2 separate regions of the Mus musculus genome follow, and region 2 is linked to region 1. Evidence: chromatin loops called from intact Hi-C (ENCODE). Cell type or tissue: heart. All regions are shown on one strand. Each heading gives the region's core, and the rest is flanking DNA. Links, peaks and the distances in the headings are about the cores only. Region 1 overlaps Sdhaf2 (succinate dehydrogenase complex assembly factor 2). Region 2 overlaps Dagla (diacylglycerol lipase, alpha).

What was found. A loop is a pair of places that touch in the nucleus more often than their neighbours do. Peaks named below come from ENCODE experiments on the same cell type or tissue, not always from the same donor. Only the 100,000 strongest peaks of a DNase experiment are listed, where the experiment ranks them.
Region 2: it touches region 1 in a loop (3-fold over the local background); 4 of 42 quality-filtered maps call a loop at or near these places.

The regions. Positions count from the first base shown.
Region 1 is chr19:10,495,083-10,510,435 of GRCm38, reverse strand. Sdhaf2 (succinate dehydrogenase complex assembly factor 2) reads left to right here. Exons shown (of 4, transcript NM_025333.4): 4 at 7,307-9,924. The coding sequence ends at 7,437. Among named protein-coding and RNA genes, the nearest start is that of Ppp1r32, 20 kb to the right of the region's middle. In heart, for the core only: CTCF peaks have their summits at 4,922 (motif pointing right) and 7,624 (motif pointing right); no DNase peak of the experiment used is centred there.
Region 2 is chr19:10,252,462-10,267,814 of GRCm38, reverse strand. Dagla (diacylglycerol lipase, alpha) reads left to right here. Exons shown (of 20, transcript NM_198114.2): 6 at 2,720-2,807; 7 at 4,587-4,721; 8 at 5,244-5,321; 9 at 7,040-7,164; 10 at 10,844-10,997; 11 at 11,435-11,518; 12 at 11,614-11,691; 13 at 12,074-12,154; 14 at 12,866-13,008; 15 at 14,030-14,098; 16 at 14,413-14,485. Among named protein-coding and RNA genes, the nearest start is that of Myrf, 19 kb to the right of the region's middle. In heart, for the core only: a CTCF peak has its summit at 9,234 (motif pointing left); a DNase peak (open chromatin) is centred at 9,274; H3K27ac peaks cover 251 bases; H3K27me3 peaks cover 4,254 bases.

The sequences.
Region 1 (15,353 bases), core at 3,839-11,838:
TGCCATTCTTTTTACTTTAAGCCTGGAACACATTTCTCCTGTTATACTGTGGACAGTAAAGAGGGAAAAATTAAAATAAATGTTCAAATCTCATTAATTTTTGGCTGTTTCTGGAGATGGTTGTTTCTTTATATAAATGTCTGTTCTATTCCACCATGATCCCCCTGCTGAACTTCCCTTACTATTACTTGTAGCACAAATTGGCTGCTTTGAATTCTCTGCCTTCGGTATGAAACTAAAGACTCATGGGTTGGTTTGTTTTCCAGCACTTTATGAATGTGTACTTCTTTTGCCAGGCTATCAGCATATAATTCCAGTTCAGGAGATTCTGGCATCTACTTGTAGGCTCTGTGGGCACCAGGGACACATGTGGTACATATACACACACAAGCAAAGCAGTCACACCCATAAAATAAATAAACAAATCCAAAATTAAAAAGCCATTTTAAAACTTTAAGAGATGAGATCATACTGGGCTCCCAGGCTGACCTGACTCCTAAGCCTCCATCAACCCTCATGCCTCAGCCCTGAGTAGCTAGACTTACAGACACATGCTACCATGCCTCAGCCCTGAGTAGCTAGACTTACAGACACATGCTACCATGCCTCAGCCCTGAGTAGCTAGACTTACAGACACATGCTACCATGCCTCAGCCCTGAGTAGCTAGACTTACAGACACATGCCACCATGCCTCAGCCCTGAGTAGCTAGACTTACAGACACATGCCACCATGCCTCAGCCCTGAGTAGCTAGACTTACAGACACATGCCACCATGCCTCAGCCCTGAGTAGCTAGACTTACAGACACATGCCACCATGCCTCAGCCTGAGTAGCTAGACTTACAGACACATGCTACCATGCCTCAGCCCTGAGTAGCTAGACTTACAGACACATGCCACCATGCCTCAGCCCTGAGTAGCTAGACTTACAGACACATGCCACCATGCCTCAGCCCTGAGTAGCTAGACTTACAGACACTTGCCACCATGCCTCAGCCCTGAGTACCTAGACTTATAGACACATGCCACCATGCCTCAGCCCTGAGTAGCTAGACTTACAGACACATGCTACCATGCCTTAGCCCTGAGTAGCTAGACTTACAGACACATGCTACCATGCCCATGAGTAGCTAGACTTACAGACACATGCTACCATGCCTCAGCCCTGAGTAGCTAGACTTACAGACACATGCCACCATGCCTCAGCCCTGAGTAGCTAGACTTACAGACACTTGCCACCATGCCTCAGCCCTGAGTACCTAGACTTACAGACACTTGCCACCATGCCCATGAGTAGCTAGACTTACAGACACATGCCACCATGCCCATGAGTAGCTAGACTTACAGACACATGCCACCATGCCTCAGCCCTGAGTACCTAGACTTATAGACACATGCCACCATGCCTCAGCCCTGAGTAGCTAGACTTACAGACACATGCTACCATGCCTTAGCCCTGAGTAGCTAGACTTACAGACACATGCTACCATGCCTCAGCCCTGAGTAGCTAGACTTACAGACACTTGCCACCATGCCCATGAGTAGCTAGACTTACAGACACATGCTACCATGCCTCAGCCGTGAGTAGCTAGACTTACAGACACATGCTACCATGCCCATGAGTAGCTAGACTTACAGACACATGCTACCATGCCTCAGCCCTGAGTAGCTAGACTTACAGACACTTGCCACCATGCCCATGAGTAGCTAGACTTACAGACACATGCTACCATGCCTCAGCCCTGAGTAGCTAGACTTACAGACACATGCTACCATGCCTCAGCCCTGAGTAGCTAGACTTACAGACACATGCCACCATGCCTCAGCCCTGAGTAGCTAGACTTACAGACACTTGCCACCATGCCTCAGCCCTGAGTACCTAGACTTACAGACACTTGCCACCATGCCCATGAGTAGCTAGACTTACAGACACATGCCACCATGCCCATGAGTAGCTAGACTTACAGACACATGCCACCATGCCTCAGCCCTGAGTACCTAGGATTACAGACACATGCCACCATGCCTCAGCCCTGAGTAGCTAGACTTACAGACACATGCTACCATGCCTCAGCCCTGAGTAGCTAGACTTACAGACACATGCCACCATGCCTCAGCCCTGAGTAGCTAGACTTACAGACACTTGCCACCATGCCTCAGCCCTGAGTACCTAGACTTACAGACACTTGCCACCATGCCCATGAGTAGCTAGACTTACAGACACATGCCACCATGCTCATGAGTAGCTAGAATTACAGACACTTGCCACCATGTCTCAGTCCTGTGAGTAGCTAGAATTACAGACATATGCTACCATGCCCAGCTTAGAAAAGACTCACTCGGCTCACAGTTGAGACATTCAGTCACTGGTGATGGGATCCAGCACTGCTAAAACTGAGGTGTGTCGGAGAGGCAGCACGTGACGCAGCAGCCCATTATGAGCATGTGCCGGAAGCATGTGTCAGGTGTGTTGAGGGTAGGAAAGGAAGGGACTGGATCCTGTCTACTTCCTTTAAGAACTCATCTCCAATGACTGGAAGACTTTCTAGATCCCCAAAATTTCTCCCAATAGCATCAAGCTTGGGGATACATGGGGGACATTGTCCTTTCAGGAACATTCCCCATCCTAACAATAACAGTATGTCTAGGTCTTTGTTTTGGTATTTATCATGTTTGGCTTCTCAAGATTTTTAGGTCTTTGATTTTTTTTTTAAGATTTATTTATTTATTATATGTAAGTACACTGTAGCTGTCTTCAGACACTCCAGAAGAGGGCATCAGATCTCATTATGGATGGTTGTGAGCCACTATGGGATTTGTATTCAGGACCTCTGGAAGAGCAGTCAATGCTCTTAACTGCTGAGCCATCTCTCCAGCCCCCATGTCTTTGATTATTATTGGAAGATCTTTGGTCTCCTTCATATTCTCTTTTCCTTTTGTAATTCTGATTGCACTCTGAGCAACTTGTGTCCACAGTTCCTTACATCTGTTCTCTGTGCTTTTTCTCTTTGTAAATCATTTTGGGTCCTTTGTATTTGGCAACATCTCTCGGCCCGTCTCACTGATTCTTGAATTGTGTCAGATGTCACAATGAGTCTCATTAAAGTAATTTTGCATTGCTGCTGCTGTGATTTTATTTTTAGCATTTCCATATGACATTTAGACTTTCTAGCTCCCAGCTGGAATTCATCTGTTCTTATATTTTGCCTGCTTTTTCAACTGGAGCTTTTGCTATTAGTCATAATTACTTTCAGTTCTTACTGGGAGTCCTGACACAAGTTATCCCTGCGTCTGTTTATTTTTGCTTTCTTGTTGTAGTTTCCCTCCCTCTGGGTTTATTTTATTTATCACCATGTATATGTATGTGTGTCTGTATGCCACATGTGGGTGCAGGTGTCAGTGGAGGCCCAAGGCATTGGACCCCTGGAGCAGGAGTACAGGTTGGTTGGTTGTGAGCCACCTGATGCAGGTGCTGGAATCAAACTTGGGGCCCCTGGAAAAGCCGTACATGCTCTTAGCTGCTGAGCCTTCTCTCTAAATCAACATCACATTTTTTTGTTTGCTTGCTTTAAAAATAATTGGAGTGTGTGTGTGTGTGTGTGTGTGTGTGTGTGTGTGTGTGTGTGTGTGTGTAAGAGAGACAGAGACAGACCTCCACAGATGCACTTCACAGCACACACACACACTGAGTGTGAAGTTCTCTTTCCTTAACATGCATGTTGGGGATGGAATTCAAGCACAGCAAGCAGCTGTGCAGGGTCTGCAGGTGTTTCCAGGGATTCTCCTGGAGGAGCAGGAGCACTGGGATTGCACGTGTGTGCTTTCATACCTGGCTATACGTGAGGTTTGGACATTCTAATGCAGGCCTTCATGCTTGCATGTCAAGTGTTGTACTTACTGGGACACTTCCTGAAATGGCTGGCTTCAATCTCTCTCTCTCTCTCTCTCTCTCTCTCTCTCTCTCTCTCTCTCTCTCTCTCTCTCTCTCTCTCTCTCTCATACACACACACACCCCTACCTTTCCTTTTGAGACAGGATCTCACTGTATAGCCCTGGATGTCCTGGAACTCACAGAGGTCTGCCCACCTCTACCTCCAGAGTTCTGGGATTATAAGCAAGTTCCACTTGACCTGACTTTGGTTTTAAATTCTTGATCCTTCTGCCTCAATTTTGCCAGTGCTGGGATTAATAGATATGTGCTAACACTCATGTAAAGAGCTCATACAGTAGAGTATGTTTTTTTTTTTTTTAGTTGTTTGTTGAGACAGGGTCTCATGCAGGCCTTGAACTCACAGAGAGCTACTTACTTTTGTACTTTAATTATAGGCTCACAGTCCAAATGGTACATATCTGTAATGCCAGCATTCTTATAGGCCAGCCAGATGGTAGGAACATCCAGCACAGAAACAAGGTGGGAAGGGAGACCTAACCTCCAAAGCCATACTATAGCATGCATGTTCCTTTACGCACGCATGCACGGGCACACAGACACAAATACAGTTTAAAAAAGTGAAATGGGGGCTATTATAGAAAACCCAGGTTCATTTTCAAATACTCATATGGTTACTCACAAACAGCCATAATTCCAGTTACTGGAGATCTTCACTGGCACCAGTCATGTACATGGTACACATACATATCTTCAGGCAAAACACTCTTACACAAAAAATAAATACTGCCAGGTGGTGGTGGCACACGCCTTTAATCCTAGCACTTGGGAGGCAGAGACAGGTGGATTTCTGAGTTCGAGGCCAGCCTGGTCTACAAAGTGAGTTCCAGGACAGCCAAGACTACAGAGAAACCCTATCTCGAAAAACCAAAAAAAAAAAAAAAAAATACTAAGAACAGAATTGTTTTAAAGATTTATCTATTCATTTAACATATGTAAGTACACTGTTGCTGTCTTCAGACACACCAGAAGAGGGCGTCGGATCCCATTGCAGATGGTTGTGAGCTACCATGTGGTTGCTGGGAATTGAACTCAGAACCTGTGGAAAATCAGTGAGTACCTTTAACCACTGAGCCATCTCTCCAACCCAAGGGGGAAAAAAGTTAAAACCCCCAAATCACAAAATACCCAGAATACTCACTGGGTGCTGGGCTCTGGGCAGACAGAATCTGTCTGAGTTAGAAGGGATTCTTTTTAGCATTTTATTTAGTCCTCTGGAGACTGTCACCTAAATTTTGCTGGTGAGAGGCTTTGCTCAGAGTTGGTGTCTTAGCCAATTATCTGTAGGGTAGAAAGGTTGAAAATAATGAACACTGCTGAACTCCTACCATTAGACAAGACTGGCATTCTTGTTTTTTGTCTTGTAGCCCTGTTGCTTGTGTACTAACATCTCATTCTGCAGATTTATGTTCATTCTTTGGGCCTCTCATTTCTTCCCAGAAATTCCCATTAGCTTAACTTTATAGTAGTTTCTGTCATTTGCAACCAAAGATCTCTGATAAAAAGAAGAAGTGGAACTTTTGTTTTAGAAAGTTTATAGCTTACAATGGGAGGCCTGGAAATGGAGCCCTCAACATGAAAGAATTGAAAGAATAAAAGAGGAAACACATCACTATAGTCTCCCTTTATTTGCAGGGAGTTCATTCCAAAATCCTCAGTGGATTCCTAAAACTGGATGATACTGAGCCCATGTAGCCCATGTAAATACCCTGCAGTGTTACCTGCTACACAGCACCAGAATTAACCTGTCTGTCCATATCTGTGTCCCAGCGCCTACTTTGCAGCACTACTCTTGTGCTTTGGGTCTATTATTGATTAAAAAGAATATAGTTATATGCCTTGAATCCCAGCACTCAGGAGGCAGAGGCAGGTGGATCTCTGTGAGGGTGAGGCCAGCCTGGTCTACCTAGTAGCTTCCAGGACAGCCAGAGCTACTTAGTGAGATCCTGTCTCAACAAGTAACTAAGCAATGGTGACTCACATCTTAAACTCAGCGCTCAGGAGGGAGAGGCAAGCAGATCTCTGAATTCCAGGAGGGCCAGGGTTGCACAGAGAAACTTTGTCTCAAAAAACAAAGAACAAACAAAAATGAAAAATGGTTACTTACTTACTATTACTTAACATAAACTTGCAATACGTATACATTCACTATATTCCCAAAACAGAGGAGTCTAAGTGACTCATGCATGGGTAGCATATATAGTGTGCACACATGGATGTGGATGGTTCATACACAAGACGGAAAGAGCAAAATGGCTTAAGCTTTTATCAGCCTACCAATAGTTTAAATAGAACTCACTAATTATTTCTGGAATTTTGTATTTTGTCAAACTGTAGAGGACCCAAGGTAAATGATGTTGTGGATGGTAAGGGGGAAACTACTCAGCGTATAAGAAGACAACTGAGGCCAAATGCAAAGCCAAACAGGACAGCCAGGATTGCACAAGCCAAAGGTCACCAGATTTGTTCCTTATGGACCAGATAGTAAATAGTTTAACCTTAAGGCCATGTGAGCTCTGTTGTGATTCCTCAGCTCTGCCACTGTAGTACAAAGGAGCCTGGATCCTAATGCAAGCCAGTGAGAGCAGCGCACTAGCAAAGCTGTTTACAAGTGTGGCCGCGGTTAGCCAACCCTGGTATAGCCTAGAGTGTTTGGAGGAAGGACAGAAATGGCCCATGGGCAGTTTATCCATCTGTGGTTCTTGGACATTGCCAGAGTTTCAGCTTGGTTTTTGTTTTTTGCTTGCTTTTAGATTAAAAAAAAAAAAAAAGATTTACTTTTTCTTTAAAAACTTATTTTTATATTGTACAAGAGTGTTTGTGTGTTCAGAGGATTGCTTGTGGGAGGGAAGTGGTTCTTTCTACTACATGGATTCAGGGATTAAACTCAGGTTATCAATCATGGTGGCAAGAGTCTAACCATTGAGCCTTTGAACTGGCTCTTAAAGTTTACTTTTTATTTTTATTGGTATATGTGTGTGGGTGCCTGTGGGTGGCCAGAAAAGGGCATGGTATCTCCTGGAATTGGAGTTAAAGGTAATTGTGAGTAACCTGATATAAGCGCTAGAAGAGATCTCTGGCCCCCTTCAGGAGCAACAAGTACTCATAATAGCTGAGCCATCTCTCCAGACCCAGTTTTGTTTTTTTGTTTTTTAAGATAGGGTTTTACTCTTGCCCAGGCTGGCCTGGAACTCTTTTGGGCCAAGGTGGTCTTGAACTTGTAGTAATCTTCCTGCTTTAGCCTTAAAAGTGCTGAAACCCCATAGACATGTGCACTGTCTGCAGCCTCTTAGCGCCACATCTTTTACATGAACACTGACTATGCACAATTCTTTCTGTGCACCCTTCTGTTGCAGAAGCAAAACCAGCCCCAGAAATATTTGAAAATGAAGTCATGGAATTGCTGAGAGAATTCGCCAAAAACAAAAACAAGGAGCAGAGACTGCGTGCCCCAGATCTGGAGTATCTCTTTGAAAAGCCTCATTAAGCTGGGTACCACTGCCTGTCATGGTGGTCAGTATATGGATAGAAACTGCTTCTGGCACTGACCTTGGCCTCCTGCTTCTCCTTAGACTCTTGAATCTCTCCCAGGAAAGACATGTAATATGTTAGCTGACTCATTCTAACCTGTGCTCGTCTGTACAGCACAGGTCAGACCCCTTACCTGGCTGCTAAGTGCTGTGCTGCAGGTCTGCCACAAGAGGGCACTATAGGGGAAGTGATTCTGCTGCCTCAGCCCCAACAGTACAAAAGACACTGCTGCTGAAGGAAGAGCTGACCCTATCGTCTATCCAGTGACCCTGGGCTTTGTTAAGATAAAACTGCTCCCTTCCAGCGTGATAAGTCCTTTGCTAAGGAATGTCGGTCCAAGCCCCTGAACTGAGCCATCAAAGGCACAGCAAGCTGAATGAGGCACCAAAGCAGGAATATTGTGGGCTTACTAAGTCAACATCTTCATCAAATTTTCACAACATACATGTTTTAAACTGAAAGATAGTTGAATATTGAAGAATATTAAGAGAAGAAAATTGACAGTTCTCTAACCCTCACAATTATCTTCATTTTTGTCTGTTTCTATGCAACCTATAGTCATGCTTATAATGGTGTTTTACAAAATTATAGTCATAAGTTTTCTGACTTTGTGGCATTGAGGCAAACTTTCTCCTCATTCTGACAGCCTTTCAAATTATTTTAGTTGACCAAATAACAGTGACACATAAGAAGTAACATTTTAACTGCGTGTGATAGGTCACACCTATGATCCTAGCCCTTGGAGAACTGAGGTAGGAACATCACTAAGAATTTGAGGCCAGCCTGGACCACACGGTTAGAATGCAGTAGCTAGGAGAGCTGTGCAGTCCTGAAGGCATCCTTTCTGCAGGAGCTCTGCCCTCAGCTGCAAAGAGGCAGTCACTCTGGCCGGTATGTGAGTGTTGGCTAGAGAAAGCAGGCCAGAACTGAGAAGCCTGGGTGGGTAACTACAAGAGCTATAGGAAAAAGTTCCCTGGCCAGGGAGGGAAGCGGGAATCAGCATCAGTTACCTCACAACGCTCCCACAGACAAATAGCATTGGGCCTACTTAAGGACAAGAGATTGCCTTGGAAGGAGTCAGCAATGCATCCATGATCAAAAAGCCAGGATTTGGGGCTGGAGAGATGGCTCAGCGGTTAAGAGCACTGGCTGGCTGTTCTTCTAGAGGACCTGATTCAGTCCCTAGCACCCACAAAGCAGCTCACAACTGTCTGTAACTCTAGTTTCAAGAGGATCTGACACAGATGCAGGTGAAACACCAACGAATATTTTTTAAAAATCATAAAAAGGTTAATAAAAAGACGAAAGCTGGAATATATTATTGTTTGATCTACATCCAAAGCTCATGAACGTTCTGCTAGACAACACGGTAGCAACCGTCACTGGACAATTGAAGGCAAGAATGACAGTTCTGAGACAGCTCTGTATTGCTCTGTGGTAGGTAGGAGGCCACTAGCTACTTCCCAAAGTGAGGATCCACCCAGAATCCCCCAGGCCCCACTGTAGCTCTGGTAAGAAGATGCAGGGTAGCATGGTGTACAGTGTAGCATGGTGGTTATGAGTCCAAGCCTTTGCTCTATTGCTTAGCTGCAGGATAAACTTACTGGCCTAAGCTTTGGTTTCTAACTAAGGGCGATAATCACTTAAGTCTCAAGATTGCTAAAAGCTATGATAGGTAACACTGGATGGCATCTAGCACCCAGAATAGCATGGGAAGACAGGAGCCTTTGTTCAAAGCCTCACCCTGAGACTTAGAGCCTGTCTTCTAACAGATTGCCTATCATCAACTGCACATATACACACAGGGCAGTCATCTGAAAGTCAGAAGGCTGAGCTTATTAAAATAACCACAGAGTGCTTTTCCAGAACGCAAAGTGGAAGGAAAAACCTACCCTGGTAACAAGTCCTTTGATGGAAAAGTTTAGCTCTCACTTAAGCAAGGAATAGGAATGAGACCTGTGGAGTAGAAGCAGGAGCTTACAGAGATGCTAGCTAGCCCTTTGGGCTTGTGATGTCCTAGGGGGATGGAGGTGCTAAACAGACAGGGTTTATATATAGAAGCATCTGGACTGTAAGGAGCGCACAGGAATTGCGTAGCACCTTCCCCATTTATCACGGGCATGTTACACAAGAAGCCCCAGAAGCCAAGTACGCACCTCAGTTCTGGTCCCTTCTGGCCCCCGTTCCGTCTTCACAGTGTTCAGCCTGCACCTGGGAATGGCTTGCTTCTAGAGGAGTGGTTTTCCTTCCAGGCGGCTGGCTTGTGTCATCTTTGAAAGTGAAGGACTTTGCTAACTAAAGCTGCTCAGCGTCAAGCCCAAGGGTGCTATGTAAACAGTTTTTTCTTTTATTAGACATTAAGTAAAACTAGGCCAGCCACAGTGCATTTCCAAAAAAATTAATAAACATATTGCCAAGGCCAGCAGCTCCCCAGGACCCACGAGAAGAGCAACTAGACTCATTGTTCTTGGTGACACGTTGCTGCTCGGTGACCTCATTCAGATCCTGTACTGGGCACATGAGCATCTGACCTACCCTGTGAGTCCCCTTGCACAGGCTCCTCCAGACACATCAAACCAGGTCAGGGTTGCTTCCTTCCCTTCAGTTCTTCACTTCATTGATTTAATGTACCTAGGCTTCCCACGATAGCTGAGTGTCTCTTGTGGCTGCCGTTAGAGAGGCACCTCTTACCGGCTTGGAGCACCAGCTGGAGTTCAGCCATGTTTGACAGTGGCATAACCTGGCTTATATTTTAAGCATCAGTGGGGAAGGAGTCTCCTGAGATAGTTGAGCTTCACATTTATATTTCAGTCCATCTGCCACTTGGAGGGGACACAGGGAGAGGAAAGCTTTGTAATAAGCCCAAAGCCGGGAGGTATGGTGGCACCTGCCTGTAAGCCTAGCATTCAGGAGACTGAGATAGATAGCTACAAATTCAAGGTTAGCCTGGGCTACATAGTTAATACCAGCCTAACTAGGGTTATGGAGTAAAATTCTGTCAAAAAAATGAGGTGAAGAACAACTGAAAAATACACTAGATATCAACGTCTGGCCTGCACACATACATGTGTGCGTGCCCATTCACAGGACAAGAACACATTTGCTTGTACACCAGTGCAAATACGCACACCTATTCAGACATAAAACTAAGCCAAGCAGCCTTATGTGCTAAGCAGGGCAGTGAAACTGGGAAGCTGAAAGTCCCCTTGTTAGTACAGCCCATCGTTTGTAAGATACTGAACTTCTTACCCTTTAACTGACCACTTGATGAATCTCTTCAGATGCCAGCCATGCACCTGGTGACACCTGAGTTCCCCAGCAAGCTCTCTGGGGATGAGCTATGTAAGCATCTTTCCTCCAGCAAGTAACGCAGTGTGGGTGGGGTGGGCAGCTTCAGGCAGAGGCACTCTGGTTTGAGAAACAAACATCTAATTATGCCTGGTGGTATGGACCTGTCTTCCTTTCTGCTCAACAGACTGAGGAGAGAGGATTGCTGGAGCCTGGGGGTCGTAGGCCAGCCTGGGCAACACAGTGAGATCTTGTTTCAAAAGAGGAATTTTTAAAAAGCCGTCCATTGATAGAAATGTAGATATCTAAGTTGTGAAAGACAGTATCAGTCTTGAAGAATGAAGATATGCAGAGAAGAATTCTGATCCACAGTGATGAGACGGTAAAGCTAGGTCCTGGGCTGCACCTGGATTTAGAGTAAAATGCAAGCCAGGCACATTATTTTATGTAACTAGCCAGCAAAGCATCTGACTCTGTTTGTTTGTTTGTTTGTTTGTTTGTTTGTTTGTTTGTTTGTTTTAAATGTGGTCTCAGGTAGCCCAGGGTGGCCTTGAGCTTGATATAACTTAAACCCCTGATCCTCCCGCCTTTACCTCCCACAGGCTGAGACTACAAGTGTGTGCTACAAAGCGGGTGGGATGGCTCAGCTGCTAAAGGTGTTTTCCACCAAGCCTTGGAACCTGAGGTCAATCTCTAGGATCCACAGGGTGGAAAGAGAGACCTGACTCCTCCAAGTGGTCCTCTGACCTCCTATGCATACTATAGCACTCACAAAATACAAGGCTGTGCTCCACACGCAGCTTGTTAGTATTTAATAAGGTTGGAGAGATGGCTCAGTGCCTACTGCTCTTGTGTTTGGTTTCCAGCACCTATGTTGTATAGATCACAATTTCCTGTAACTCAGCTCCAGAGGAGGCCAACCTCTAGCTTCAGTGTGCATCTGCGCTCACACACATACCCCACTCAGACCCATAATTAAATGTAATAAAAATCTGGATCAAGAAAGATGGCTCAGAGCACTTGGGAGGCAAAGGCAGACAGATTTCTGAGTTCAAGGCCAGCTTGGTCTACAGAGTTCTGGGACAGCCAGGGCTATACCGAGAAACCCTGTCTAAAAAAAACAAAAACAACAACAACAAAGAAAGATGGCTTAGTAGTTAAGAGTAATTGCTGAGGACCTAAGTTCAGCTTCCAGCACTCATCAGGCAGCTCCAGGGCATCTGACTTTCTCATCTGATGTTAGAGAGTACCTGCACAGGTGTGCACATGAGTGCGCACGCGTACACACACACACACACACACACACACCAAAATTTGTTTTAAACCTAAAAAAAAAAGGTGCCTATTGTAGTACCCTGGAACACACAGGGAAAAGAACCAAGCTGTTAGGAGCAGATGTTGGGGGAGGGAGAGAGAAGGGTGTGGCTCAGTGGTTGAGCATTTGCCTTAGTGCGCATGAAATCTTGCGTTCAATCCCCGTGACAGATCTATAAAGCTGAGAGCAGTTCTTTGGGAACTCGTGCTTAGAGTCCTAGAACTGTCACTGTGACCACATTTCTTCTCCAGCTTCTTCTCTTCTGTAGATGTGAAACCTGAACCCCCTAACCTTGTGCAGGGGGTAAGGACTAAAGGAATGAATGCAGGGGAAGTGCTCACCGTGGTACTTGGCACCCTAGTGACACAGTGGTAGCCATCCATAGTAAATGATTAAGTCTGACCGTGCACCAGATTGCTAAGAGTCCTATGTGGATCTTATTTAATCCTTGTTTTCCATTTCCCCCGGTTGGTAGGAAATAACAGGTTGGTAGGGTGGGTTGTTTGCTCAGAGTCACAGGCAGGAAGTGATAGGACTAGGGTCTGAAAGGAAGCAACGGCCCCGGAGCTACCACACTGCAGCATGGCTTATAAGCTCCTTTCTCCTCTTCATCTGCGGTCTGTGGGAAGGCTACTGACTGGTGATGACTCAGTGTAGCTGCCCTCCAGTGGCTCCCTGTAGGACTAACTGTGTTAGTCACTTCTTGTCAAGTGATGCCTGGCACTATTAAAAAGGAGGCAAGGTTTGTTTTAGCTCATGTTTTCAAAAGGTACAGCCCACAGCTGGCTGATTCTGTTACTTCAGGGCTGTGGAAGCAGAGCACCTGAGCAAAAGGCTACGGAGGGCCAACACCTCATCTCATAACGGCCAGGCAGTAGAGGGAAGCAGGAAGGAACAAGATGCATCCTGGTTATGTCCCCAGGACCTTTTTCCTCCTACTAGGCCCCACCTTTTTTCACTACCTCCAATTAATGCCATCATATAATAACTCCACAAGGAATGAAGTCAGAGTCCTCAGGAGCCCCCCAAACCCATCATCTGGCAATGGTGTCCCCCCAGTATATGAGCCTGTGGGGGACATTTTATATTCAAACTATAATGAGTAGCCTGGGGAGTTGATTTTCACAGAGAGATGGCCACAGCCTCAGCCACTGCAGACTTAATTACTTAAGCCCTCCAAGTAGGACACAGGCAGCCAAGCTCTCCCTGACAGTCTGAGCTCAGACTTCCTTTGGGCTTAGGAAGAGGGGAGCAGGAGGGAAGGATTAGTATTCCCGTCTTGCTTTGAGTGTTTCCTCCTCTCCTGAATAACAGAGACAAAACTGAATCTTACAGGGTTGTCCTGTCACCGGCTGGCTGTTTTTCTCAGAGTGGGGAAGGAGGTTGGTCGAGTGTTATCAGGAAGTACATAGGGACCTCACCCCAGGGTCCCCAGTTTGGCTTTCACCCCATCACAGCTCCTGCTCCAAGGCTGTGGCAGAAAAGCCAGCATTGGTCCTGAGGCTGGAGAGCCTAAGGCTAGCCTTCTTTTGAGCCAGACCCACGGTCCCTGACCCTTGATGCAAACCATCTCTCAGCAGAGTCATGCTGTGGGAGGTTTTAGTGGCTAGTGAATTAGATACTGCGCCTCCTGTCCAAGCAGAAACAGGATGAGTGATGCTCAGAAATGTAATTGGGAGGATAGACTGTAATGGTTTTCACTAGACGCTGGGGATGGAGAAGAATGTGCTTACTCTTTCCTTGAGGCTCCCACTGTTTGCCTCTGCGCCTTATTTCATTGATTCCCAAGCAGTGTGCTAGACTCAGTACCAGACACAGAAAAATCAATGAATGAGTTACAGCTCACACCCCAGGGAGCACTGGAGAAGGACAGCTGAGTAAAAGGCCTGCAAGACCTCATCCGTGGGCCTCAGCCACTGACCCCCAAAGGCAGCAGCAAGACAGAAGCCAGCCTTGGGTGGGAGGTCTGCCTTTGCAGTAGCTACGCAGGCCACAGGACAGTTAAGGTTGTACACAGAATTTTCTTGTTCTGGATTCAGCTTGCCAATTGGGATTGCCAGACGGACTCTGAACCCTGCAGCCTTATCCTTTGCTGTGCAGCTATGATGAGATCGGCCATAGGCCTGAGATTGGCCCCTGGGTCGTCAGTGGTCATGAAGCTCTCATGGTGAGTGGTCACTCTAGTTTGCGTGCTTCTGAAGTCATACAGCATGAGACGAGACTACTGCATATCGCCATAGACTCGACTTGGAGCTGAACACTGGGGCAAAGGGTCTCCCCTCCTGTGGCTTAAAGGGGGCTACACAAAGCAGAGGGGCAGCCTATATTCTCTCAAACCATGAGTGTGAAAGGAACACCTTTCCTGAGATAACCTGGAGATTTGGCTCAATAGTCACTTCCTTGTCATTGCTTGCTGCAGTCTGACTGACACATCTTAGGACAGTTGGCTCATGGTGTGTCACTGGCCCAGCCTAGTAGGACAGACTCATCGTGTGTCACCAGTGCAACTAGGGACAGTAGACTCATGATGTGTCACTAGCTTTCCACCTCATTACTCTAGGGTAGTGTTTCTTCCCAAACATCTCTTTTCAAGTGCACTGTGACCTCTGCATACTTAAACAGAGTGGACTTCAGGCATCTGTTGCCATTGCATTTGTCCCTGGCTTTATGATCTGTCATTTCCTTGGGCTTCCTGCTGATTCTCCAGTCACACCTTTACCTCTATGACTCACATTTGAGTCTTGGAAAAGGATGCTCCTTATGATGCTCATCTCCTTTCTCTGGATGCTGTCAGTAGTCACCTCATTCATGCCAGGGTTCCCTGACCACCTATATGTGAGTGATTCTCCTTCAAACCATACTTAATGAGTGCTAGCCTGCTAATGTGGCACCTCTACTGTGCCTTGAAGGCCTTAAAGGCTCAACAGAAGGGAAGAGGGAGAGAGTGAAGGAAAGGAAAAAATAAGGAAGAGAGGAGAGGAGGGAAACCCTGAAGATGACCTCCAAGAGTTCCTTGTAGTTGGGACGGTTTGGATGGTTATTCCCCAAAGCCCACATGCGAAAGTGATGTTAGTCTCTGATACTAAGATACGGGGAAGAGTTGCAATCAGTGGAAGGTGGAGCCTCGGAGGAGGAAGGACATTAGGTCACTGGGATATTGTATCTCAGACCCGTCCTTTCTCCCTTTTGCTTCCTGGCTCCCATGAGGTATGTGCCACCACATGTCTACCTTGAACCTTGCCACATATCCAAGAGCAATAGGGTCAAAT
Region 2 (15,353 bases), core at 4,582-12,581, 240 kb after region 1:
GAAGACTTCCTGGAGGAGATTTTGCTTGGTGTTTAAAAGAGAGAAGAGAATATCCAACATGGCCATAGTGACTTTTATTGAAAGCAAGGGCTCCCAGGATGAGTCACCATAGCCCCCACAATCGGGCTTCTCCTGGAAGGCAGGCCCCATGCTTAGCCCTTTGTGGTTAATCAGTCCTTTTGCTACCCCAGAGCAGCTGTGAGACCCCCTTCTACAGATCTGAGTCCCTGCCCCAAGCCACAGTGGCAGGGTGTGGAATGGCATCCATGTCCAGCCCAGGGAAGCAGGTTGCCAAGACCCCTGCCCAGCAGGCCTTACCCCACCCCAACTCATGCCTCAGACCTTCCATGTCAGCCCACCAACTTGTCACCGCCTCCAGCACCACACCCATGCCTGGTCTGGCCACCTCCCAGGCGAAATGTCAGGCCTTGGAGCCAGGGCTCCACAGCCCGTACTCCCTTCCTTCAGTGGAGCTGGCCACCGCCCCGTCCCACTTTGCCTGCTGAGCCCGAGCCGCACCCGACCTGTTTCTGGGCTCCAGGGCCCAGGAGAAAACGTCCTTCCCTTCCTGACTCCGGGTGATTGCCTTTGGGGCTCCAGGCGGTAGGAGCCATTACTGCAGGGGCTGGTGCTCACTGTCATTTTAATTAGGAGGCCCCCTGTGGTTTCCTGGCCCTGTCGGGAGGCCATAGCTTGCAGGCCCTTGACCTGTAGTGGTTTCTCCAGGTCTCCCGCGAGGCTGGAGAGCACATTCCGGCTGCGGGGCTTTGTCAGGCCGACTACCTGCCCTTTGCTGGCTCTAAAACTAACATTTTTTTCCTAACAGGGACATTTTTCAAGCAGTCAACTCCCAAGGGCAGGGACATGCACACCCCTGCTGCCACATGGTTGTTATTTTGGTTTCTGAAAGCCGGGAGTGTGTCTAAGTTTTGGTCCTTTCTCTTTCCAGTGAAATCTGGTGGAGGACTGGGGGAGGCTGTTATTCCCCGCTCTTTCCCAGGAGGCTTGACCTTGGGTTTTTGTGGGAAGGAATGTCTGCCCCCTTTTACACAGTGAGCCTCCCAACAGGCAGGGCTGTCGGGGTCCATGAACTTCCTGTCCAGACTTGGTATGTGTCTCTCTGGCGTGGCCTTAAGGGTGGTTGCAGTTGACCAACCTGTCAGCTTCTCACACAACCCTACGCTCATCTGCCCCCTGGCGTTCATGAGCGGTTCGAAGTGGCGTGAGCATTTCCATCTGGCCAGAGGCTAGGGAGGAAATGTCTCATTCTGCATTTGAAGGCCCTGTTGGATCAGAAAGCAAAATGTATGTGATGCCCTGAGAACCGAGCTTCACTCCCTCTTCATCAAGTCCCTGGGCGGTGGACAGTGGTATATGATGCAAAGCTGTTCCATTTTCTAGGGACTGCAGGTCCCTGGGACAGCTGGTCTCTTACATCATCCCTAGCCCCTCCCGGTGCCTCCTTTTTGGTCGGCTGCCTATGTAACCAGGGTTAAAGGAATGGAGAGCAGTTCTTGGCTGCACATAAGAGCCAAGAGGCACACCGAGAGCCAGTCTGTCATTCCTGATGACTTAAGTGACTTGAATGCATCGGAGTGCTACCTTGCCTTTTGCCCCTGACTCGATGACAGGCTTTTAAGGGGACAGAACATTGCTCACAAAAAACCCAGTCACAGGGCTGGTGAGATGGCTCAGTGGGTAAGAGCACCCGACTGCTCTTCCGAAGGTCCGAAGTTCAAATCCCAGCAACCACATGGTGGCTCACAACCACCCGTAATGAGATCTGATGCCCTCTTCTGGAGTGTCTGAAGACAGCTACAGTGTACTTACATATAATAAATAAATAAATCTTTAAAAAAAAAAAAAAACCCAGTCACAGCCTCTTCTGGCTGTTTTGAGATTCTGTGTTTAGTGTCAGGACTATTGTCTCTTTTTTTCTTCCTTCCTTCCTTCCTTCCTTCCTTCCTTCCTTCCTTCCCTCCTCCTCCTTCTCTTCCTCCTCCTCCTCCTCCTTCTCTTCCTTTTCCTCTTCCTCCTCTTCCTCCTCCTCCTCCTCCTTCTTTTTCTTCTCCTCCTCTCTCTCTTTCTCTCTCTCTCCTTTCATTCTTTCTTTCTTCTTCCTTTCTTTTTCCTTTTTTCTTTCTTTCCTTTTTTTTTTTTTTTTTTTTTTTTGAGCCTTGACTATCCTGGAATTTGCTCTGTAGACCAGACTAACCTCGAATTCAGAGATCCATCTGCCTGCCACTCCCTCCCAAGTGCTGGGCTTAAAGGAATGAGCCAAGACCCGTGATATCAGAGTTATCTTTGTGCTCAAAATGTACCAGCTTCCTAGGTGCCCGGGATGTGGATCCCGTCTTGGGAAGGTAGCTTCTCGTTCTCTCTGCTCACTGACTCCTGAGCCGCCTAACTCCCCACCTGACCTGAGGAGGGACAGCAGAAGGAACAGAGGGAAACCATGCAGGCAGTATACCTGCCCTACCCAGACAGCAGCTGGGGAGTGTGAGGGCCTCTAGAGCTCACCAGGTTGGCTAGCAACACCCTGGCTGGCTGACAGCTAGGTCACTGGCCATGCAGCTGTAGGTAGCCTGCTGCCTAGCCTCCCCAGGCCCACTGGCTCCTTGTTGTATCCTGGGAACAGGCCATCCTATTTCTATAACATCTGGCCAGCTCCTCTAATCCAGCCCCGTGACCTGACACATGCAGCTGTTTACCTTCACAGGCACCGGTTAGAGGAGGGTCAGGCCACCAGCTGGTCCCGCCGTCTAAAAGTGTTCCTCTGTTGCACCCGGACAAAGGATTCCCAGTCAGTAAGTACCCATAGTTGCTTGCCTCGGGTCTTCTCTCTGCCATGGAAGTGCCTTTCACTCCTCTGGTAATGCTAGGTGGGTGGGGCTGGTAGGAAGTGGGACATTGTGAGCAGAGTAACAGCCTGCTTGTGGGCCTTTTCGCTGAAAAACTGCCCGACCCTGCAAAGCAGACATTCACCTGTTTCACTGCGGAAACAGAAAGCCTTGATGACTGATTTGGTACCCTTGGAACATGGTTTAATTTAAAAGTACCATGTGGTCAGCAGTGGATGGATCTGGAAGGTCTAGGGTGCTGTTGAGTGCTTAGCCTGGGGCTGGATGGCACACATCTCTGAGGTCGGAGATGTGGATAGACCAATAGTGTTGAGGAGCAAGCTCTGCAGAAGGTGGCTCTGAGCAGGAAGGGAGATAGAACCCCTCAGAGTTGGGTAGGCAGGTTAGCAGCCATCCAGCCCTACCCCTCATTTTGCAGATCAGTCAGCTGAGACCCAGAAAGATGGACTGATTTGCTCAGTATCCCACAGCTAGGCAGTAGCAGAGCTTGAGAAGTCAGAAGACAGTGAAGCGCCCACCTCAGACACCCTGGGGAAGCCTGGAGTGGCCCTTCCCTAACAGTAGCCCCCAGGGACCTTAGAGCGAGTACCTAAGGAAGGAAGGAAGGCCCAGAGTTCCCTGGCAGCTGGGGAGTACCTCATGGGGCTGTCTGGGAATGCCTGAGAGATCCTGGTCCAGGTCTGGCTGCAGGTGTGCCTTGCAGAGGGCAGGGAATGGAGCCCAAGAGGTGGAAACCAGGCTTGCCTGGGCCTTAGGCACACTGTTCACCCCATAAAACAGAGTCAGCACTGCTGTGAGGAGCCAGTGAGAAGAGCACAGTCCAGTTAGACACAGACAGCCAGGGGCAGATCCCAGAGGAGGGATTTTTCTCCAGCTTGTATTTTGTCACCAAAGAACTATACTTGACTGCCAGTCTTTGAAAATTTTACATAACCGCCTGTATGTTCAAACCTGGCGCCCTGAGCTGAGCAGCTGAAGCTGAGCACAGTTCCGTTCCGTGTGGCCCCTTAGAGGTCTGAGCAGGTAGCCACTGGCGTTTTCCTCCTGACTTGCCAGGCACTCAAGGACGAGACCAGTGAGATAGATTCAGTTGCTGTGAGTTTGTTCTCGCTCTGCCCTCTCCTGATAGGTTCAAGGCAACAAAAGGCAGGGGAAACCCAGGGCCACAGCTAGCAGGGCTTGTCTGCCTCTGTTCTTTCCTTTTTACCCAAGGGCTGGGGCCAACTTGAAGCCAGAGAGGCCACCGACTATGAATTGTGCTTCTCACGCACATCACAGGGGCCCCTGAGCTGAGGCTGCTGAGAAGCAAGGGAACCTCGAGGTTTGGGAGATGTAGCAGGACTTCCAGGGTCACAGCTGGTAGGACAGCGGTAGCCGGATGCCTTGTGTGGCTTCACTTCTAGAGAAGGGTTGCCTGGACTTGATCCTGGGTATCTAGAGAGAGAAGAGGTATCCGCCTAGGTTGGCACCTGCGAGCAAAGGGACCTCAGTGGAGAGAAGAGGCCTGGGAGGTGGAGAAGGGTCAGCAGCTAAGATGGTAAAAGAACAGAAACAAAAGAGTCTCCAGGTTCCTGCCATAAGGAGGTGCGGCATGCACGCCTGAGGGCAAAGCTGCCCAGAATTGTAGCGATTTCCGGTCACCTTGCCCTTGGTGTTCACTCATGGTCTCTCCTTTCTCCTGCTGCCCTGCCCCTGCCTCCTGCCATCCCGGGCCTCGCTTGACAGGATGCCTACTCAGAAATCGCCTACCTCTTTGCTGAATTTTTCCGTGACCTCGACATCGTGCCCTCCGACATCATTGCTGGCCTGGTGCTGCTTAGACAGCGGCAGCGAGCCAAACGCAATGCGGTGCTGGACGAGGTAAGCACCCACCAGCTCCCCTGTGGGCTCCTGCTGCACAGCCTGTGGCATCCTTTCCCCGTGGGCCCCCGGGGCCGCTGTTACTGCTCATCACCATCCACTGTCCTATCTGGAACCTTCCAGCAGAGTTGTCTGCACCACATGTGGCTGCTTCTGAGGCCAGCCTCTGAGGATGTCCCGTTCACCGGGGCTCGATGGCCACTGCCAGCTCCAGTGCCTCAGCCTCTGTCTGAAATCTGCCCTGGCCCCTGTCCTCACCAACAGGCTAGTTCTGGTCTCTGGACATCTCATACAAAACCCCTTTCTCTCTCGGGTGGCTCAGGACCATCCCTTGGGGTTGGAAGGTCTGGGTAGAATGCAGAAAACTAGAAATACAGGGAAATGTGATTTTTGAAAACTGCTGGATGTTAGAAGAGCTGCAAGCCACGTGGTTCCTTCAGACCTCTGAGGCAGGCTGAAACGGAACTCCCTTCTCACCTTCACATCTGGACCACTGTCCATCTTACCGCGCCTGTTTTCCAGGCAAACAATGACATCTTGGCTTTCCTGTCTGGGATGCCAGTGACCAGAAACACCAAGTACCTCGACCTCAAGAACTCGGTGAGTGGAGCTTCTTCCTGTCCCCAGTGCCGCTCTGTGCTTCCCTGCAACTACATGGCGTGAGGCAACCCCACCACTCCTGCTCAGCTGTCCAGGGAGTCTCAGATGAGGTCCTCAATGCTCTCACATCATGCTGTGTCTATCACTAAGGAGGACCCTGAATCCCTTAGCCAAACTCCAGGACACTTGACCCCTGCTCCTGGAGATTGCACAGTGCTTTACAGGGACGAGCTGTGACATTATTGCTGCTGCTGCTGCCCTCTCATAGCAGGCAGTGGGGTGTGGTGTGGCCGTTTAAACACCGTTTTAGCAATAGAAACTTTCCTCGAGCACCCTTAATAGAAAGTCTGTGTGTCCTGGCAACGTGAGCCCCATGGTGTGAAGGAAGGCACAGCCCAGGCCAGTGTGGCTGAGGGGGGGAAATCACAGCTGGTAGCCTGGCACAGGAGAGGCAAACTAATTTAGGTGCATCCTTGCTCAGTCACCTCTCTCTGCTACCTGGAGCAAGCCTGCCATCCTCAAAGCCCTCAGGACAGATATAAAATGCCCTAGGCATACCTTGCACGCAGAGCTGCAGTAGGGGGAACTGACCCATCCTAAATCCAGGCAAGCAAGGTGCTGGAAGCTTGGTACCAAATCAGACAGGGCTGGAAAAGTTTTGGCCCTTGGGAATCTGTGTCTTTAGGAAAGGCCCAGGCATCTGTCTCCCCAAAGCAGGCATCACTTCATTTCACCAGCCACATACATATCTAGTCCATTCCCCTAGCCAGCTGCCCGCCACTCACTCGGGCCTTGCCTGGCTGGCTCTTACCACCCCCTGGGGAGGTGCAGAGTCTGCACCTGCCACCTGGCAGAGGCTACCATCGCCCCGCCTCCCTGTCCTGTCACCCAGGGTAATTGCCTCTGCAGCTACTGGCTCCTTCCTGAGTTCCTGAAGAGCAGGCAGAGGGTGCTGATTGAGGCCTACCTGTTTCACTTCACAAGATGACTAATCACCCTCCTTAACTTTTACAAGGTGACTAATTCCCTCCAAGTGCCGCAGTCCTGGTGCCTAGGGGCTGGGGACTGACTGACAGGCTTCGCTGGGACACTGCCATCCCAGCCTCTGACAGCTTGTAGCGCTGACACCAACCATTGAGGGCAGCTGTTGGGCGGCAGACTCCTGGGTTTCAAACTGGCACCTTTCTCTAACATGATCCCAATCTCAGGGAGACAGCCTACCCCAGCCTCAGGAGCCTGGGACTCTGTGAGTCAAGCCCAAGAGGATTAGTGAGCCAGAGACATTTGCTGACCGTTCCCATGCCCAGTGTGGCTTATCTGGTTGCCCATAGACACTCGCAGCCTCAGGCCCTAAGGTTTCACAGGGTTAAGTTCCCAGGACCTGATTGCTAAGGGGTGGGGTGGGGGGAGACTGCCACTCACACCCCATGTTCCCTTCCTTCTTGGGTAAACAAGCCAGGGCTCCAAGTGGTTTTCTGTCCCCAGATCATAAATTCCGAGACAATAATGATAGGATGGATCCCATGAGTATGCTGGCCTGGGTATAGGGAAATAATTGGGCAAATGTAATTAGTGTCTGGAGGGACTGCTCCTCCTTGGGGCCCAGCAGCTGTCCCTCACTGGAGCAAGTAGGCGGGCTCCCACCTCAGGGACTGGTGGTGACTGAGGTATCAGGCAGGAAGGGCAGAAGTCACCACCCTCTGCATCCTGTCTTCCAGCACGAGATGCTACGCTACAAAGAAGTCTGCTACTACATGCTCTTTGCCCTAGCCGCCTATGGCTGGCCCATGTACCTGATGAGGAAGCCCACCTGTGGTCTCTGCCAGCTGGCTCGGTCCTGCTCGTGAGTACACAGCCAGTCCCCAGCCACAGTAGCATATAGCATGGGCTGGAGGGAGGGTGCAGTGATGAACTGGTACCCACTTCCCCTGGAGCTTTGAAACTGCTGTCCTGCCCCTACCTCCTCTCTTCCATATGGTCACTGGGCCACTGGCTTCCTCCTGCTTCCTCCCTGGACTGGAATTTTACAGGCAGACTTTCAGTTGCTGCCTTGGGCAAGTCAGTGTACTTCTGTGAGCCTCAGTTTCTAAATCTGTGAAATGGGATGTGGATACGTCTGTTTTTGAGTGTCTGACTGCTAGTTTTCTTGTCTTTGGGCCATCCTCTGCCCGCTACAGACATTCCCTCCTGCCCACATCTCCCTTCTCTTGGATGCTCTGTTGTGTGCTGCCTCTTTAGAAGAAAGAATTTTCTTGGGAAGTAGGCCCACTCCATGGAGGTCTCTAGAAGTACACCAAGAAGGCACTTTAGTACAAAGTTCTGAGTAAAGAAAAAAAGGCAAGCCGGGCAGTGGTGTCACACACCTTTAATCCCAGCACTCAGGAGGCAGAGGCAGGCGGATTTCTGAGTTCGAGGCCAGCCTGGTCTACAAAGTGAGTTCCAGGACAGCCAGGGTTACACAGAGAAACCCTGCCTCGAAAAACCAAAATAAAGAAGGCCTGGACCCAGATCCGACCTGTAGCTCACTCCACCCTCAGCCCTGCTCTCATGGAAAAGAGGTGGGGCTCTGTGCTTTAAAGTGGGCCAGAGAAGGGCTTTGGAAGGACCCTGCCCTTCTCTGGTGTCTCCGTCCTCAGTCCATGACAGGCAGAAGCAGGACAGTTCCCCGGGCTCCTGTTCCAGAAAAGTGACCTAGTGGGCAGTGCCTCTGTTCTCCGTGCCTCCTCCCAGAGGCGACCGCATCCATGCCTGCTGCACAGTGCCTCCACGTGGACCGTGTTCTCATTCTCCCCAGCTGAGCAGAGAGGACCAGGTCACTGTGTGCTCCTCCCATCTCTGCCAAGTGCACATGCTTGTCACTTTCCCTGCAATCCTGGGACACTGGACATCCTGAGTCTGGATGGAGAGATTCTCAAGATGAGCTCTGAGCCAGGAGCCCCTAGGCCTGTGCTTAGATGGGCCCTCTCCATTTCCCAGGAGCCTGTTTCCCCGGTTCTAGCAGGTGCTATTAGCCCATAGGACAGTTCCAAATCACAGAGCCGCTGGCTATGGGGCTCTGAGTGCTTTGGAGACAGTGGAAATATCAGCTCCTGCATGAGCCAGTACTGAAATGGCAGAAGACAGAGTCCTCAGCTTTGGTGGGGCACAGTCAGGTCCAGGACTCTTGAAAGAATGAACCTAGGGTGGGGTGGAGTCAAAGCCACAAAGTGTGGGGATAATTGGAGACAGAGATCGCTGGGTACCGTACTTAGCATCTGCTATCTGCCTGCTGCTTGTCACTTCCATGGACTCTCAGATCCTGAACTTTGGTTGTCTGCCACAGTGGGTGACACATCACACTTTGTAAGGGCCTATTTTGTGTGGAGAGTGGAGTGGGACAAGGGGATTGGCCTAGGGGACAGGCTGGGGTCTAGTAGTTCTGGGAAGCAGCAGTCAGTGCTGACTCTGACAGGAAGACGCCAAGGCTTATCTGGACCATGGTTACAGAATCAGAATGTGAAGTAGCAGGAAAGATTGGAACCCAAGTCCTGCTGCTCCCCTACCTCATTTGAGCCTTCTGCTCAGCTGAGGGAAGAGGGGAACTTCCTGAAGTCTTGAAGGTAGGACCTTGAGCCAAACCTGCCACCACTTACCCTGATGGTGGCTTCTCCAGGCACAGCTCTAGGATGAGTGTCCTGTGTGTTGTATCCTATGTATGGGGCAGTTCCTGATCCAAAGCTCAGGCAAGCTCAAGTCTTGACTTGACTCTGGGGTTTCTCGATGAGGCCTCTCCCTGTTGGGAAGTCACAGTCCCACAGGCGCTGCTCTGAGAAGACAAACACCTCACAGGAAATGTCAATTCAAGACGGCCTGCAGCCCAGTTATACTCGCCCCCAGCTCTGGATACCAATCTGTTGGGTGCTAGCTCCCCCTGGTGGCCTGAGAAGCAGATGCTTATTTTTCTCCAACCTGTCCCTGCCTCCATCCCCAGTGGAATGAGCAGTTCAGCCCTGGCTCATCTACCCTGGGGAGTGTCCTGTATGCCTAACAGGCTTGGTGATCGGGGAAACATCTGTGACTAGCACAGAGCAGACCCTGCCCTGTGTAACACCTGCCACAGTGGTACACAGATGAGGGACTCTGGGGCAGGTCAGCGGAGCACATGGATGCTATAGAGGGACAGAGCTGAGTGCTAGACCAGGGGTCAGGTCAGGACTGGCCCTGTCAGAGAGGTACCTGGAGTGGAGCTCACTGTAGGGTCTCATTTGGATGGAGACTAAAGGGTATGGGGAGGATAATGTGCATAGAATCTGGTGGGGGAAGAGGAAGGAAAATTAAGATCCGTGTAGATGAGGGGTGTGTGGAGGTCGGGCAGATGAGGCCCAATGGGGCAGATCCCGGAAAGGACTCAGACCTTTATGATGAGAAGGGGAGCGTCTCTGTGGGACCCTAAGAGGAAACGTGACAGTGGCTCGATGTGCCGTCACAGGGTCCCTCCATGTGCTACTGAGTTGGTAGAGTGGGGACAAAGGTAGACAGGGGAGAGGAGGTCGGTCTGCGCTCAAAGAGGATGGGAAAGGACAGCAGGCAGGTTTGGTTTTAAATGTTACTAGGGCCAGTTGTGATGGCGCACGCCTTTAATCCCAGCACTTGGGAGGCAGAGGCAGGTGGATTTCTGAGTTTGAGACCAGCCTGGTCTACAGAGTGAGTTCCAGGACAGCCAGGGCTACACAGAGAAACCCTGTCTCGAAGACAAAAAACAAACAAACAAATGTAGGAAGGGAAGCTGGCTCAGTTGGTAAAGCACTTGCCTTGCAAGCACAAGAACCTGTGTTCAATACCCATCACTCGAGTAAAAGCCAGAGTCTGGTGCTCTACAACTATCATTCCAGCCTGGAAAGCCGGTCTTAGTCGGGCATGGTGGCGCACGCCTTTAATCCCAGCACTCAGGAGGCAGAGGCAGGTGGATTTCTGAGTTCCAGGCCAGCCTGGTTTACAGAGTGAGTTCTAGGACGGCCAAGGCTACACAGAGAAACCCTGTCTGGAAAAAAAAATGTGACTGGGAGAAGCTGGTATGATAGTCAGGGAACCATCAGTACAGCTACGGGGAGATGCCACGCAGGAGTCCAGTAAGGTGCCTTTCGGAGGTCTGCAGTGGGTCTACTGCTGTCCTACGTGACTTTATGGAAAACACATGAAGTAGGCTGCTAGAGGGGAGGGAGGTCCAGGCTAGACCCAGGACCTTGAAGATGAAGGGCAAGCTGGAGACGAGGCTCGGCCTGGGAAGAAAGAAGAGCGGTGGGATCTGCAGCCAAGAGGGGAAGATTCATGGTCCAGGTAGCGTCGTGTGTTAGGAGACTGTGTGATGAACTAGTTCGTGGTTTGACCACTCAGTGGTCACCAGGGCTTCACAAGGGTAATTAAAGGAGACAGATAGGGTGGGGCTGAAGCCCCACCTGGAGCCACTTCCAGAGAAGATGGAAAGGAAAAAACATCACTCCACTGGTGCTGCCTGCCCTGAGCTTTCTGCCACCCCATTCCAGGTGCTGTCTCTGCCCTGCACGACCCCGATTCGCCCCTGGGGTCACCATTGAGGAAGACAACTGTTGTGGCTGCAACGCAATCGCTATCCGCCGTCACTTCCTGGATGAGAACATGACTGCTGTAGATATTGTCTACACCTCCTGTCACGATGCGGTGAGGGACCAGGCTGGGGCCCAAGGTCCTCTGGGGGCCACCGGGGACCAGGCCACCAAAGACACTCCTCAGGCCAGTGGAGCTAGCTATGGTTTCAGTGTATAGACCAGAGATGGCCTCCTCCATTTTGGTGCCTGAGATTCACACTGCCTCAGACTAATGGGAGAAATAAATGCCAGCATGAAGGCCTCCAGGCTCAGCCTTAAGGGACTAGAAGCGACAGGAGGCACTGGGGAGAGGCAGTGAGCCACTTGGACTGAGCACAGGTCTGCCTGAGGCAGAGTGGAATGGAAGGGCTAGGTACCCAAGAATCCTCAGTGACCTCCAGGAACCCTGGCTTTGACAGGTGTTAGGGACCCTGTGGCCCATGGGGAGTTTCATCACCATAGTCTGGCCTCATTCTGGGGTCACTCAGGCTCATGAGCTGGTACTCCTAGGTCTATGAAACTCCCTTCTACGTAGCTGTGGACCATGACAAGAAGAAAGTGGTGATCAGTATCCGGGGAACACTGTCCCCCAAGGTAACTGCCCATGTGTCTACTCCACAGGCCCCAGTACCTGCTGCCCTTGCCTGTTCTCCTCAGACACCTCTTACCTGCCTTTTTCTTTCCCCAAGGATGCCCTGACTGACCTGACAGGCGATGCTGAGCGCCTCCCTGTGGAGGGACACAGAGGCACCTGGTTGGGCCACAAGGTATCAAGCTCAACGCCCTGAGGTTCCCCCACCTTGCCCTCATCCCTGACAGCACTCTGGTGCCTGTGGTTGGCAGGGCATCTTCCCTTGTCAGAGATCAGTCAGAAGGATGTGGTTTATTCTGCCTGCCCACTAAGGCCTAGGGAGCTCAGGGCCTGTCCCTAGAAGCATCTGGGCAGGCAGCTGGGGGGATGTCACTCCTGTTTGTATCAGGCAGATATCCCTCTGAACCCCTGTTTTCCCATTTGGAAAATGCAATTGAAAATGGAGCCAACGAAGTACCCACCAGCCCTCACGGCCTGTTTGTGGAGGGACAGAAGGGGCGCTGGCTGTTCTGGTCCCAGAGGCTTCCCAACAGCCCTGCTCTGCTCCTCCCCGCCAGGGCATGGTACTCTCAGCTGAGTACATCAAGAAGAAGTTGGAGCAGGAGATGGTCCTGTCCCAGGCCTTTGGGCGAGACCTGGTGAGTTGTCCATGACATTCCATCCTGAAGAGGAGGGGTGGATGATGGCACCCCCTTCCCCAAACACTAGCTGCTGTCCCTCCCTCCCACATTCCCAGCTCCTTCTTGCTGGCTCCACCCTGCCCCATCCTACCTCCCAGGCCCTGTTTCTCAATGTATCCTTTCTCCAGACTCTGCATCCCAATTCCCAAATGTGTATTCTGCCAGTCTTGTGGTCAGGACCACATGTTGCAAGAAATTTTACAGACTAGTGACAAGAAGAGCTACAACTAGGGAGAAGGCTACCCCTGAGCTGGATGGCAGCCCGAGTCAGCCCAGCCACTACTCCTAGTAACTCCTGAGGATGCTGCCACCCCCCCATCCCCAGGTCTCATACTGTAGGCTAGTGGAGGAATAAGGACAGGTAACCAAATTATTATAACTGTAATCATCAGAGTGAGGGCAATGCCGAGGACAGGGGGAGCTGTTTCTGGGAAATCAGGGAGGGCTTCCTTGAGGAGGGAATTTCTGAGCAAGGCTTTAGCAGATAAGTAGGAGTTTGTGAAAACAGTCTCACCAAGCCTTTGCTCTGTGAGGACCTAGCTTGACTCTCTCTCAGCCCTAGCAACCATGCTGGACAGCATGATCCCAGGACTCTGAGAAGACCTCTCATCCTCCCAGTGTCAGCTGGGAAACTGAGGCAGGACTCTCAGGCATCTCTTGGTTCCCCAGGGCCGTGGAACCAAACACTATGGCCTGATTGTGGTAGGCCACTCCTTGGGAGCAGGCACAGCCGCCATCCTCTCCTTCCTCCTGCGCCCCCAGTACCCGACCCTCAAGTGCTTCGCTTACTCCCCACCAGGAGGCCTGCTAAGGTAAGCAGCTTGGGGCCTCAGAGCTGGCTGGAGCAACCAGGACCCTTGAGAGCCGTGGGCTGACTTGGGCTGGCCAGGACTGGGAACTGGTGGTTGGACTGGGCAGCCCAGCTTCTGATACAGGATGCCTGGGAATGGCATAGGACAGCACTGTGGTAATAGGATGGGGGCTTTTCTTTTTTAGATCTATCTATCTATCTATCTATCTATCTATCTATCTATCTATCTACCTACCTACCTATTCTATGTAAGTACACTGTAGCTGTCTTCAGACACTCCAGAAAAGGGAGTCAGATCACTACGGATGGTTGTGAGCCACCATGTGGTTTCTGGGATTTGAACTCAGGACCTCTGGAAGAGCAGTCAGTGTTCTTTGTTTTGTTTTGTTTTGGTTTGGTTTTTGTTGTTTTCTGTTTTTGTTTTTTTGTTTTGTGTTTTGGTTTTTCGAGACAAGGTTTCTCTGTATAGTCCTGGCTGTCCTGGAGCTCACTTTATAGACCAGGTTGGCCTCGAATTCAGAAATCCTCCTGCCTCTGCCTCCCAAGTGCTAGGATTAAAGGCGTGTGCCACCACCGCCCGACGCAGTCAGTGTTCTTTTTTTTTTTTTTTTAAAGATTTATTTATCTATTATATGTAATACACTGTAGCTGTCTTCAGACACTCCAGAAGAGGGCGTCAGATCTTGTTACAGATGGTTGTGAGCCACCATGTGGTTGCTGGGATTTGAACTCCGGACCTTCGGAAGAGCAGTCAGGTGCTCTTACCCACTGAGCCATCTCACCAGCCCGCAGTCAGTGTTCTTAACCACTGAGCCATCTCTCCAGTCCCCGGGATGAGGGCTTTTAACATGCCAGGTGGACCCTGCCCCTGAAGTCTTGTAAAACGCAGGCAGGAAGGGCAGAAGTTGAAGCACAGCCTGGCATTGTGAGCTCCCTGGAAAACCGGGACCCAGGTGCAGAGTCAGGCCACTCGTACCAAGGCCCTGCTCTAGGCTTGAACCCTTCCCCTTTTTCCCTTGTAGTGAGGATGCTATGGAATACTCCAAAGAGTTTGTGACTGCTGTGGTTCTGGGCAAAGACCTTGTCCCCAGGTAAGTTCGTCTCTCTTGCTACAGTCTCTTAGCAAGGCCTCAGCCCACTCCGCAGCACCCACATCTCTCATTCAGCCCCTCACCCTCTTCCTAAGGGGTCTAGTGCCCCCTCCCATCCTTAGTGGCCCTGTGGTGAGAAGACAGAGTGCAGGACCATACCTTCCCGCGTGGCCTCTCTGACCTGCACGCTTCCTCTACATCATAGCACAGGTGGTCTTGTCATCTCGTCCCTGGTCCAGGTGCCCCCACTGCCCCCTCTCCTCTTCCTCTCCTCGTCCATGGCTGGCCCTGCCTGATGCTCATCCCCTCCACAGGATTGGCCTTTCCCAGCTGGAAGGTTTCCGTCGGCAGCTTCTGGATGTCCTGCAGCGGAGCACCAAGCCCAAAGTGAGCTCCCACTAGCTCCCTAACCACTGGGAAGTCCTGCCTGTCCCTCTTGTTGTTCCTCACTGGTCCCAGGGACGAAGGGCAAGAGGCCACAGCTGTGTGATGGATGATTTGAGCTATCAGATCCTCGAGATCCAAGCCCAGCCCATCCAGTTCTTGCCATTGTGAGGAGACTGAGGCCCGGTGTGGAAGGAACTTTGCTTACAAACTAAACTGTCATGGTGTCATAACCGGAACTCAGGTGCTTCTCCCACACATAGCTGGTGTGAGAAAGGCAATCCCTGAGGCGTGGTGCTTTGGGCAGGCAGGGAAAGACCTGTTGAAGTTGCTCAGACCTGAGGAAGGCTGCCGCCCCATGTGGAGGGTTTGGCTGTTTGTTCTGCCATTCTGCTGGCACCAGGAGAGAGCCAGCTTGTTCTAACACATACCAGGTCCTGGAAAATCCTGAGGGGCCCTTTCTATGTAGAGAACTCCACTGCCAGGCAGCTGGGGGCGAGGTAGGACCAAGGTTTGTGGCTAAGCATCCAGGAGTAGGCCAAATGTAGGAGGCCCTTTTCACTCAGTGGGTGCTCCATGAGCTATCTCCCCATCCCCCAGGTGGGCCCCACCCTCCTTCTGCTGCCTATATGCAGTCTTCCTAGCCTTGGTGCCTGGAGGAAAGGACCCTGGGTCAGCATAGCTTTATGAGACTGTCTCCCTGAAAGCCTAGTCCTTGGAAGCAGTGTTTGCTTCTCACAGGGCTAGGTCCAGGCATATCACCCAGAAGGTCCAGCTGGGTCATACTAAGGCCTGCCCCACCTCTGCCTTGCACAGTGACCTAGAGCAGATCCCTCCCCTCATCAGGTATGTCTCCTGCCCCCTAGATGAG